Linked DNA regions of Mus musculus: region 1 is linked to region 2. A link is a contact called in ENCODE Hi-C or POLR2A ChIA-PET data. All regions are on one chromosome and are shown on one strand. Each heading gives the region's core, a stretch centred on a gene start or an enhancer-like site at or near the end of the contact. The rest is flanking DNA. Distances are from core to core; before and after follow the strand shown.

The links. A loop is a pair of places that touch in the nucleus more often than their neighbours do. ChIA-PET counts read pairs that join two places held with the same protein, here RNA polymerase II (POLR2A).
Region 1: a loop to region 2 is called in a map of gastrocnemius, with 2.3 times the contacts of the local background. The contact joins the enhancer-like site here to the promoter of Sik1 in region 2. A Hi-C loop is called at or near these places in 8 of 37 maps with a recorded cell type or tissue (gastrocnemius, heart and left cerebral cortex). POLR2A ChIA-PET finds 5 or more read pairs at or near these places in 2 of 5 experiments (Patski and embryonic stem cell).

Annotation. Positions count from the first base shown.
Region 1 is chr17:31,890,643-31,895,218 of GRCm38, reverse strand. No RefSeq gene overlaps it. Among named protein-coding and RNA genes, the nearest start is that of Gm41566, 5.0 kb to the left of the region's middle. Within about 2 kb of position 2,218, at least 2 of the 3 ENCODE cell types and tissues checked have a DNase peak (open chromatin) inside an H3K27ac peak, as active enhancers do; they include gastrocnemius and heart, where a contact is called at or near this core.
Region 2 is chr17:31,852,835-31,857,088 of GRCm38, reverse strand. It overlaps Sik1 (salt inducible kinase 1), which reads left to right and starts at 1,285. Exons shown (of 14, transcript NM_010831.3): 1 at 1,285-1,417; 2 at 2,025-2,195; 3 at 2,765-2,881. The coding sequence starts at 2,040.

The DNA.
Region 1 (4,576 bases), core at 969-3,468, 37 kb before region 2:
GTCTGCTGCCCTTTTTAAGTTGCATTGCTGGCCTACAAAGTCCACGGACTTGACTCTGAGAGCCTTACTCACCTCAGAACTCTTAACCCTGCCCCCATGGAAGAAACCTGGCCATTGTCCTTCAGAGTCTCCCACACTCAGGACACTGACTGCACTCCTGTCCTGTTGTCCAATGTGTTCCTCTGTCCCCAAGTTGGATTAATCCAGAAGCTTAATTTTATTCCAGTATGGCCATGATACTAATGATGAGAACAGTGATGGTGATGATGATGATGTAATGATGATGATATAATGATGGTGATGTAATGATGGTGATGTAATGGTGGTGACGATGGTGATGATGGTAGTGATGGGGATGATGATGGTGGTGGTGGGAATGGGAATAATGATGCTGATGGTGATTGTAGTGCTAGCTATGGTGGGTGATAGTGATCATGTCATGGTGATAGAGATGATGGTAGGGATGATTCCCTCACAGATGGTGTGGTTTTCCATTAGGAGCAAATCATCTTTGGTTGATTTAAATGGGTGGCTCCTTGTGAGGGTCCAGGATCACTGCTGTAGATGTTGTCATTGTCCTCCTGCAGGCCAGTGTAGTTGCCCTTGGGGACAATCACCTGGTTCCATGTTTTACTGATTGCTTATTTGCTTTGTTTGGTTGGTTGGTTTAGTTTTTCTGAGACAGGGTCTCTCCGTGTAGCTCTGGCTATCATGGAGCTCACTCTGTAGACCACGTTGGCCTTAAACTCACAAAGATCCCCCTATCTCTGCCTTCCAAGGGCTTGGATTGAAGGTCTGCACTACCACACTTGGCTGACTGTTTACTTGTTTTAAAGTTGTGTGTGTGTGTGTGTCTGCCAAAAGAGGGCATCCCTTGGAGCTAGAGTTATAGGTGTTTGCTATCTCTCATATATATGTTCCTTCCTTCCTTCCTTCCTTCCTTCCTTCCTTCCTTCCTTTCTTCCTTCTCTCTTCCTTCCTTTTCTTTCTTTCTTTCTTTCTTTCTTTCTTTCTTTCTTTCTTTCTTTCTTTCTTTCTTTCTTCCTTCCTTCCTTCCTTCCTTCCTTCCTTTCTTTCTTTCTTTTTTGTTTTTTTACATTCTGTCTCTAGTTTCCCCCCTCCGCCCAGTCCCCCCCCCCCAGTCTCTCTCCTGCTCCCAACAATGCACTCCTCCTCCCTCTCTGGAAAAGGGTAGGCCTCCCTTGGATATTGATCAACCCTGGCATATCAAGTGCCTAGTCTTAACTGAAACTTAGGTTTTGTTTCTTTGTATTTTAATGGCCGACATAGGATTCCGTTCTGCCTACTGCAAGAGGTGTCCCTGCTGCTGGAGAGCAACAGAAGAAGTCACAGAGGCTAGTTTTTACCAGGGTGGGGGTAGGGTGGCTTCTAGGGTTACATGCCACTCCTGTGTCCCCTGTCACTAAGAAATTTTCAAATGGCTGGTTGGGAGGACATCAAAGCATAACCTGAGGGCAGGGCCTCGGTGGGTTCTCAGCTGGCCCTTCACCAGCAACAGGCCAGGCCTGTCTACAAGGGACAACAAGCAGGTTCATTTCACTGAGTCCAAGAGGACCATAAACCTTGCTGGGGAGGAGCATGCCTGTGGCATCCTTCCCTCCAGTGGTCCAGGAGGAAGTGTGGCCGATGTCCTGAGATGCCCCTGAGTTTCTTCCTCTCGATACTTAGAAAAGCACCAGCTCCCCACTGACTTGGCTCATGGGGGACCTGACTGCTTGTTTCCTATAAAGTCCATTCTTTTCAATGCTGTCTGAGAGAAGCCAGTGAAATGAATTATGAGAGAAATGGATTTAGGGATGTGTGCATGTTGTGTTTGTGTTTCTGTCTGTCTGTCTGTCTAGAAAAATGAGTTACTAAGAAAGACGAGGCTTGAGCGTGCAATGGAGGCCGTTACCCCAGTTATCAAGGGGAGCAGCTCATCACTGTTCACTCACGCTGTAGGCACCTCTGACTCCCGACATGTCTGCAGGACATAGTGTCACCACCATGGACAGGTCACAGCCTTTGCCACCTAGGGCAGGAGCTCTGGTGGGCAGATGTAGTGGATGCCTCACCTCAACCATAGATCTCCTGGCCTTAGCCAGCTGGCAGTCCCCTGTGGTGGCATCCACTAAGAATGCCAGCGCCACAGCATGATGGGAGGGCTGGCCGGGGAGCCTTAGTCATCAGCGCGCTAGTGAATCATGTTCTGGCACCTCCAGGCTAAGTGGTGATCTGTCAAGGCAGCTGGAGACAGGCCCCAGCTGGCAGGCTGCCCCAGGCACAGCCTGGAGTCAGGGAGGCGAGGAGGCCCCAGGGGTGCCTCCGGATAAGGCCAAGAGATGGTCAGGTTTCAGGGTCGTCCTGAGAGCCCAGAGCGCTGTTGTTAATCCAGACTCTGATGAGAGAAAGCGTCCCACATCTGCAGGGCACACAGGACAGGACTCCGAAAGCTGCCCACACCCCACAGAGCTGTTTAAAGGGGAAAAAGTCCTTGTCCTTGGCCTGATGTTGAGTCTCCTCTTCTAACCCCCCCTCCTCCTCCCTCTCCTCCTCCCTCCTCCATCTCCTCTTCCTTTCTCCTCCTCCTTCTCCTCCTCCTCTTTCTTCTCTTCCTTCCTCTCCTCTTCCCTCTCCTCCTCTCTCTTCCCCCTCCTCCCTCTCTTCCTCCCTCTCCTCCTCCCTCCTCCATCTCCTCTTCCTTCCTCCTCCTCCTTCTCCTCCTCCTCTTTCTTCTCTTCCTTCCTCTCCTCTTCTCTCTCCTCCTCACTCTCCTTCTCCCTCTCCTTCTCCCCCCCCTCCCCCCCCACTCTTCCTATTTTCTTTTTGTTTCATTGGAAAATGAAAGACTATATTTTCTTAGAGCAGTTTTAGTTTTACAGAAAAATTGACAAAAGTACAAAAAAGACTCACATGACCCCTCCAGCTCCCTCCCCATGGGGACTCCCTATGATGCTGTCTTGTATTGGAAGGGGACACAGGCACATGGATGAGTTGGATATTCTAGGCATTTAGAGAAATGTAGAGCTGTGAGTGTCCCAGGTGACAGTGTCTGCAGAGTCCCCGCTCCTCCTGGCTCAGCTTTCTTCCTCTCTCCACTCATGTCTCCTCACCACCCACCCCTGCCCTGCATCCCAGACAACCACTGACAGTTTACTGTCTGCCTGATCTGCCTTTTCCAGATGGCCTGTGGTTACAATCTCATAGTGTACAGCCTGCCTGGCTCTTTTCAAATGACAGTGTGCGGAATCCTAAAGACATTCGGGGTGTGTCAGCATCTCTGCTTCTCTGGAGTTTTATTCTCTAGAGCGGGAGTGTATACAGCCAGTCTTGTTTTCTCTTTGGCTTCCTTGACTCCATCTGAGAGCCCAAGGCTGGGCCACTGTGACTCCTGAGACTGCAAGGAGACAAAGGAGACTGCCTCAGAAAGCTGTTTAGATAGGCAAGGAAAGGGAGCAAGGCTCCAGCCCTCAGCTCCTCCAGGCTCTCAGTTCCTCTATCTAGGCTGTGTTGTGTTAGTGAGCTCACAAATGTGTGCAATGCACATGTGCCAACTGAGTGTGTTGTTAGGAGTGTTTCAAATGTGAGTAAGGATGTGTCTTAGGTGCACATATACATCCGTGCACACATATGGGTGCGCGCGCGCGCGCACACACACACACACACACACACACACACACACACACACACACAGAGTCCATGTGTTTGTGGTGGGATAGAGGTTTCCCAGGTGCTGGGAGGGCAAGCTCCATCACCTTGCTGCCATGTGGTTGAAAAGTGAACTCTCCAGAAGAGTTCCATGGTGCAGGTGGTAGTAGGGGTCACAACAGATAGAGTTATGCCCCCTCGCCCCCTCGCCCCCTCGCCCCCCTCACCAGGGTGTGGTTATTTGGCTTGGGCTGTTGTTTCCTGGACACGGGGGGGGGGGGGGAGGAGGACATGCTTGTGTTGGGCTAGGGTACTGACCCCCACAGTAGAATCACTAAATGCCTGACAAGGTTTCTGTGGTGGACAAAGGCTGACCAAGGGCCTTCTGGCAGCAAAGCACTCACCTGATACCTGAAGGCAGAGCTGCTGCTGGCATGGACTTGGGGAAGGGCATGGTGGTACTGGGGCTCTTGGGAACCCCAAAGGGTCTGTGAGTTTAACAGCCATTTCCCAGGCAGGCTGGCGGGACTGCTCTGCTACACCGACATGCCTTGAGTTGTGGGGAAAAAAAACCTGGAGGCTAGGGAGGTGGAGGCATCGGTTCAGCCCCCCAGGAACATAGCCATCAATAATTCAGTGTTTCAAAACTTCAGAAATCTTCAGCTTCCACCCCCCTCCCTTCTTCTTTTGATTCAGGGTCTTAATGAAAGTCCAAGCATTCCAAGGATAGTTTAATATTTAAACAGTTGTCTTCACTCTGAAGGTCAGCCCAGCATGTGGGGTGTGAGGCCGAGCCAGGGTTGGAGGAGGTGGAGGAAGGAGACAGGTGGGGGAGGGCTTGGGGCTTGGGGCTTGGGGCTGGAGGCTGGAGGAGGGATGTGGGTACAGTGATAGGGAGGGATGTAGATGGTCTCTACTCCACCTTGAC
Region 2 (4,254 bases), core at 36-2,535:
TGAGGAATGAATTCTGATGAATTCTGAATCAATTGTGATTAATCAATCCACCCGGTGCTAGTTTTTCTCTCACACAGGAAGCCACGAGGAAGAGAGACACAGAAGTTTAGCTCCAAACCGCCACCTTCCTAGCCTTTGGAGAATCGTCTGTCCCCTTTCTCGTCTGCCCTTAAGAACACATCTTACTTTCTGATGAGGTGTGAGGGAACACAAACAGAAGGAGTCACACACATGCCATTTCCACTCTCTCCACACTCCGTCTCCCCTTTAATGGGCCCTGCTTCCGGCAGGCACTCTCAGGGTCAGTTCCAAGGTCCCAGCCGCCCTGTGTCCTATCTGTTGTCTGGAAGCAGCTTGGGGACAGACAGGGTGGGCCAATTGGCAGACAGCAAGAAAATGGGCAAAGTGCCCAGTCCTCCAAGGGCCCCACCTATCAGCCCTGAGTAGTGGCTGGGTCCTTTTGCAGCCCGTGTCTAAAGCACGCGTCCTATTCAGCTGTCCCAGGACACCACTGCTGGACCAGGCGGCCCTTGAAGCAGGAGGCTTTGGGAAAATGAGTCGCGTTTTCCTGCTTTAACTTTCCAACTTGCTGAATATTTAGAGGTTTTCTCTCTCTCCTCTCTCCTCCCCCCCCCCCTCTCTCTTTCTATAACAAAAGTAAGTGGCGTTCAACTAACCAACACTTTCCTAGAGCCAGGCATTCTTGCAGCTGGCCGGCCCTCTCAGGGATGAAGTGAGGGTCAAGGGGCAGCCACTGCTGGCGGCACATCGAGTGCCCAGCATAGCAGACTGATCAGTCTAGGGCCATCAGCCCCAGAGTCCCACGCCGAAAATCCCGCAGCTCTATTCCACCCTGCTGAGTCCGAAGCGAGCACTGAGCACCCAAAGGGCACCGTACCCACCATGAAGCCCCTGGAAGTGGTCCTAAAGCAGGCTCGGTCTCCTAGTCGGGGGCGGGGGTGGGGTGGGGGGGTGGGCTACAGCAGTGTCGCCCATGCCCGGCAGGGGGCGCCAGCAGTCTCGGGCGGTTGCTGAGCCGGGCCCCTGACGTCACCGCCCGCGGTCGCCATGGCGACGGCCTCACCAGCGCGCGCGTCAGAGCCTCCAGTCTCTTGGCAACCGCCCGATCTCCGCTCCCCCTCGGCAGGCACCGGGCCGCGCGTCGCTCTGGCGTCAAAACGACGTCAATGGGCTGTGCCTGCCGCGGGGGGCGGGGCGAGGCGGGGCTTGTGCGGGGCGGGGCCGGGGCGGGGCGGGGCGTTGCCGCGTGCGGCCGGCGGCGGCGGGGCGCTGACATGCGGCGAGGCCCGGGCGGTGGCGGCAGCGTTGGCGGCGGCGGCGCGAACGGCGGGCACCGGAGCAGAGCTAGCAGCCGAGCGGGTGGCATCCCGGGTCGGGCTCACGGAGGGCGGCGGAGGTGAGCAATGGCGCGGGTTCGGGTCTCCGAAACCCGCAGGTGCGCGCCTGGGGTCGCGGGCAGGACTCCAGCCCGGCGGGCTCCCTATTGTTGCGGGTCGGCGCCCGGAGGCGGGTCTGCGAGCGCCCGGTTGTGGAGCCTGTCCTGAGGAGCCGAGCGTTGGCACTGGTGGACGGGAGCGCGGTGAAAACCCGGGACCGTAGGGTGTCCAGGAGCTGGCTTGGGGTCGACTGCGGGTGGACTGCTGGCGCGCGCGCCCGGCCGGGACCGGAGGTCGGGGGGCGCGTGCGTGGGGGCTCGCACTGAGGGAACCTGGGATCGAGGGGGCGCGCGCGTGGGGGCGCAGGCTGGGGGTTCGGGATAGAGGAGTGTGTGCGTGGGGACTTTAGCCGAGGAGATACTGTATCAAGGAATGAGCGAGTGGGGGTGTGAGCTGCGAACCTGGGTCGGGGCCACACTAGGAGCCTGGGGCTGGAGGAACAGAGGGTTGAGGACGCACGCGTGGTGGCCTGGCGGACACAGTTTCAGTGGCCGGGTTTGGCGGGGAATGGGATCGGGACCGAGCCGGAGTCGGTCGGTGCTGAGCGCACTCCTCGCTGACCCGCAGGTGCGGCCCGAAGCCATGGTGATCATGTCGGAGTTCAGTGCGGTCCCCTCAGGCACTGGCCAGGGCCAGCAGAAGCCCCTCCGGGTGGGCTTTTACGACGTGGAACGGACCCTGGGCAAAGGCAATTTTGCAGTGGTTAAGCTGGCGCGGCACCGAGTCACCAAAACGCAGGTGCGCGCGCGTGTTGTGTGTGTGTGTGGGGGGGGGACTAAACCAGGGGGTGGATCCAGCCAGGGGGTGGCCCCCTGTGCTGATTCAGTCCTGTGGAGTTGATTGTCACAATTGTAAACGATGACATTGTTTAGTCTGGTAAAGGGGGAAAAAAGCTTTGTATTATGCTTCTACATAATTTGTACAATTACTAGGGAAGAGCAAAGATAATAATGACCAGCAACCGCCCCCTTCCGAGAGAGAGAGAGAGAGAGAGAGAGAGAGAGAGAGAGAGAGAGAGAGAGAGAGAGAGAGAGAGGGAGAGAGAGAGAGAAATAGAGAGGGGGGAACACAACAGAAGTGAGCAGCTCCTTGTAATAAAGCTAGCTGAAAAATACAGAGGCTTTAATTTAACTTCTATCCCTTTAAAAAATGTTAGTGGCTTCTTTTAATTTTTTCCCCCAACTTCTTGTGACCTCTTGAAGACATCAAATGTTTGAGAAATTCATTTGTCCAAAAAAAAAGTACAAATGAAGTAATGAGGTTACTTGAAGTTTTTCCCCCCCTTTTTTTCTTTTTAAAATCTGTAGGTTGCAATAAAAATAATTGACAAGACACGGTTAGATTCTAGCAATCTGGAGAAGATCTACCGGGAGGTCCAGCTCATGAAACTTTTGAACCACCCAAATATCATCAAGCTTTATCAGGTGAGCCGAAGGACCCTCGCCGCACCGTGAGCACATCCATCCTTCCACATGTCACACCCTGAGCCTTCTTGGGTCCCTGAAGGTAGTCAGCGTTTCTAAGGCTGTGTGGGAACTGAACACAGAGTACAAAGTAACTAGGTTGACCTTCACTGGGCTCTGCAGCTTTATTGACTGTTAGTCTCTTGCTCTGGGTTCTACTTGATTTTTGCCTCGTTCCAATTTTATCTAGTATTGTAATGTGTTCCAGTTTTGCACATGTTGAAGTCCGTTGTTGAAGTCCTGTCACTGTGAGGATAGCCATATGTATGTACGGTCAGGCTTGAGTGAAGGACAAACTTGAGCGAAACTGGAAACTTCCGCCTTTGCAGAGGATTGCTAAACGTTTAAAAAGCAGCTGTTCTTTCCCAGGTCTCCTTAAAGTGTCTTGGGGTGCAGTAGCCCTCGTCTCCCGAGTGTAGCCCGGAGTGCTGGGGGAAGCAAGGGAGATACTTCAGCCCTATGAACTTGCCATTTAAGCTGGGCTGAGGACATGCCGCACCCGTTTCTGTCTTTTGTTTCCTGACGGTCTTCCTCAATCTGCCTTGTGATAACTGGCCACTTCTGCTGCCGTGAAATAGCTCAATGTATAGAGGAGCCAGCCCTCGTGGTGTTGTTATTGTTGTATCTGCTTGTGTTGGTGTGTAAGTCCTGTCAGTGACTCTCAGGATCCTCATGAGCCTGAGGTGACTCCAAGGGACAGTTGGAAAAGCTGTGTTTATGGTTCAGGAGGGGAAAGAACTGTAATTTAAAATTACCCTGGCCAGTCCTTCTCAGAACAAAGGCAGACAAGTCTCCGGAGTTTGTGTTTGGCCTGTGGTGACGGCTCCCTCGGAATCTCTTAAGCACAGAGCCTAGGGCTGTGCACTCAGGGGTTGTCCATTATTTCAATCTTCATCTCTAAGTTGTACTCGAAGACAGGTTTCCTCCGGGGCCAGTGCTTGAGAGAGGGGGCTGGGAAGGGTAGACTCCTATGCTCCTGTCTGTTTGTGGACGCCAGTCTATGCTGTCTTAGCACCCTCTTCCTGCCTTCCACTTGCCCACCGGGTTAGGTAGGCTCTTACCACTGAGGAAATGTTACCCGGGCGATGGATGTCAGAGTGGATATTTTAGCTCCTGTCTTCAGTGACTCAGCTTTCACGATTGAGTGGGCTGCTGAAGCCAACTGGTACTCTGGTCTTGATACTGGTGTCTAGCATTCATTCACCTGACCTCTGACCCCAGAGTCCTGCTGAGGCATCCCGTTCTCTCCTTTGGGTGGGGGTGGGGAGTGTTTGTCTGGTTGCGGCTGTTGAGATAGGGTCTTGCAATGTAGCTAGCTGCTCTAGCTGGCCCTG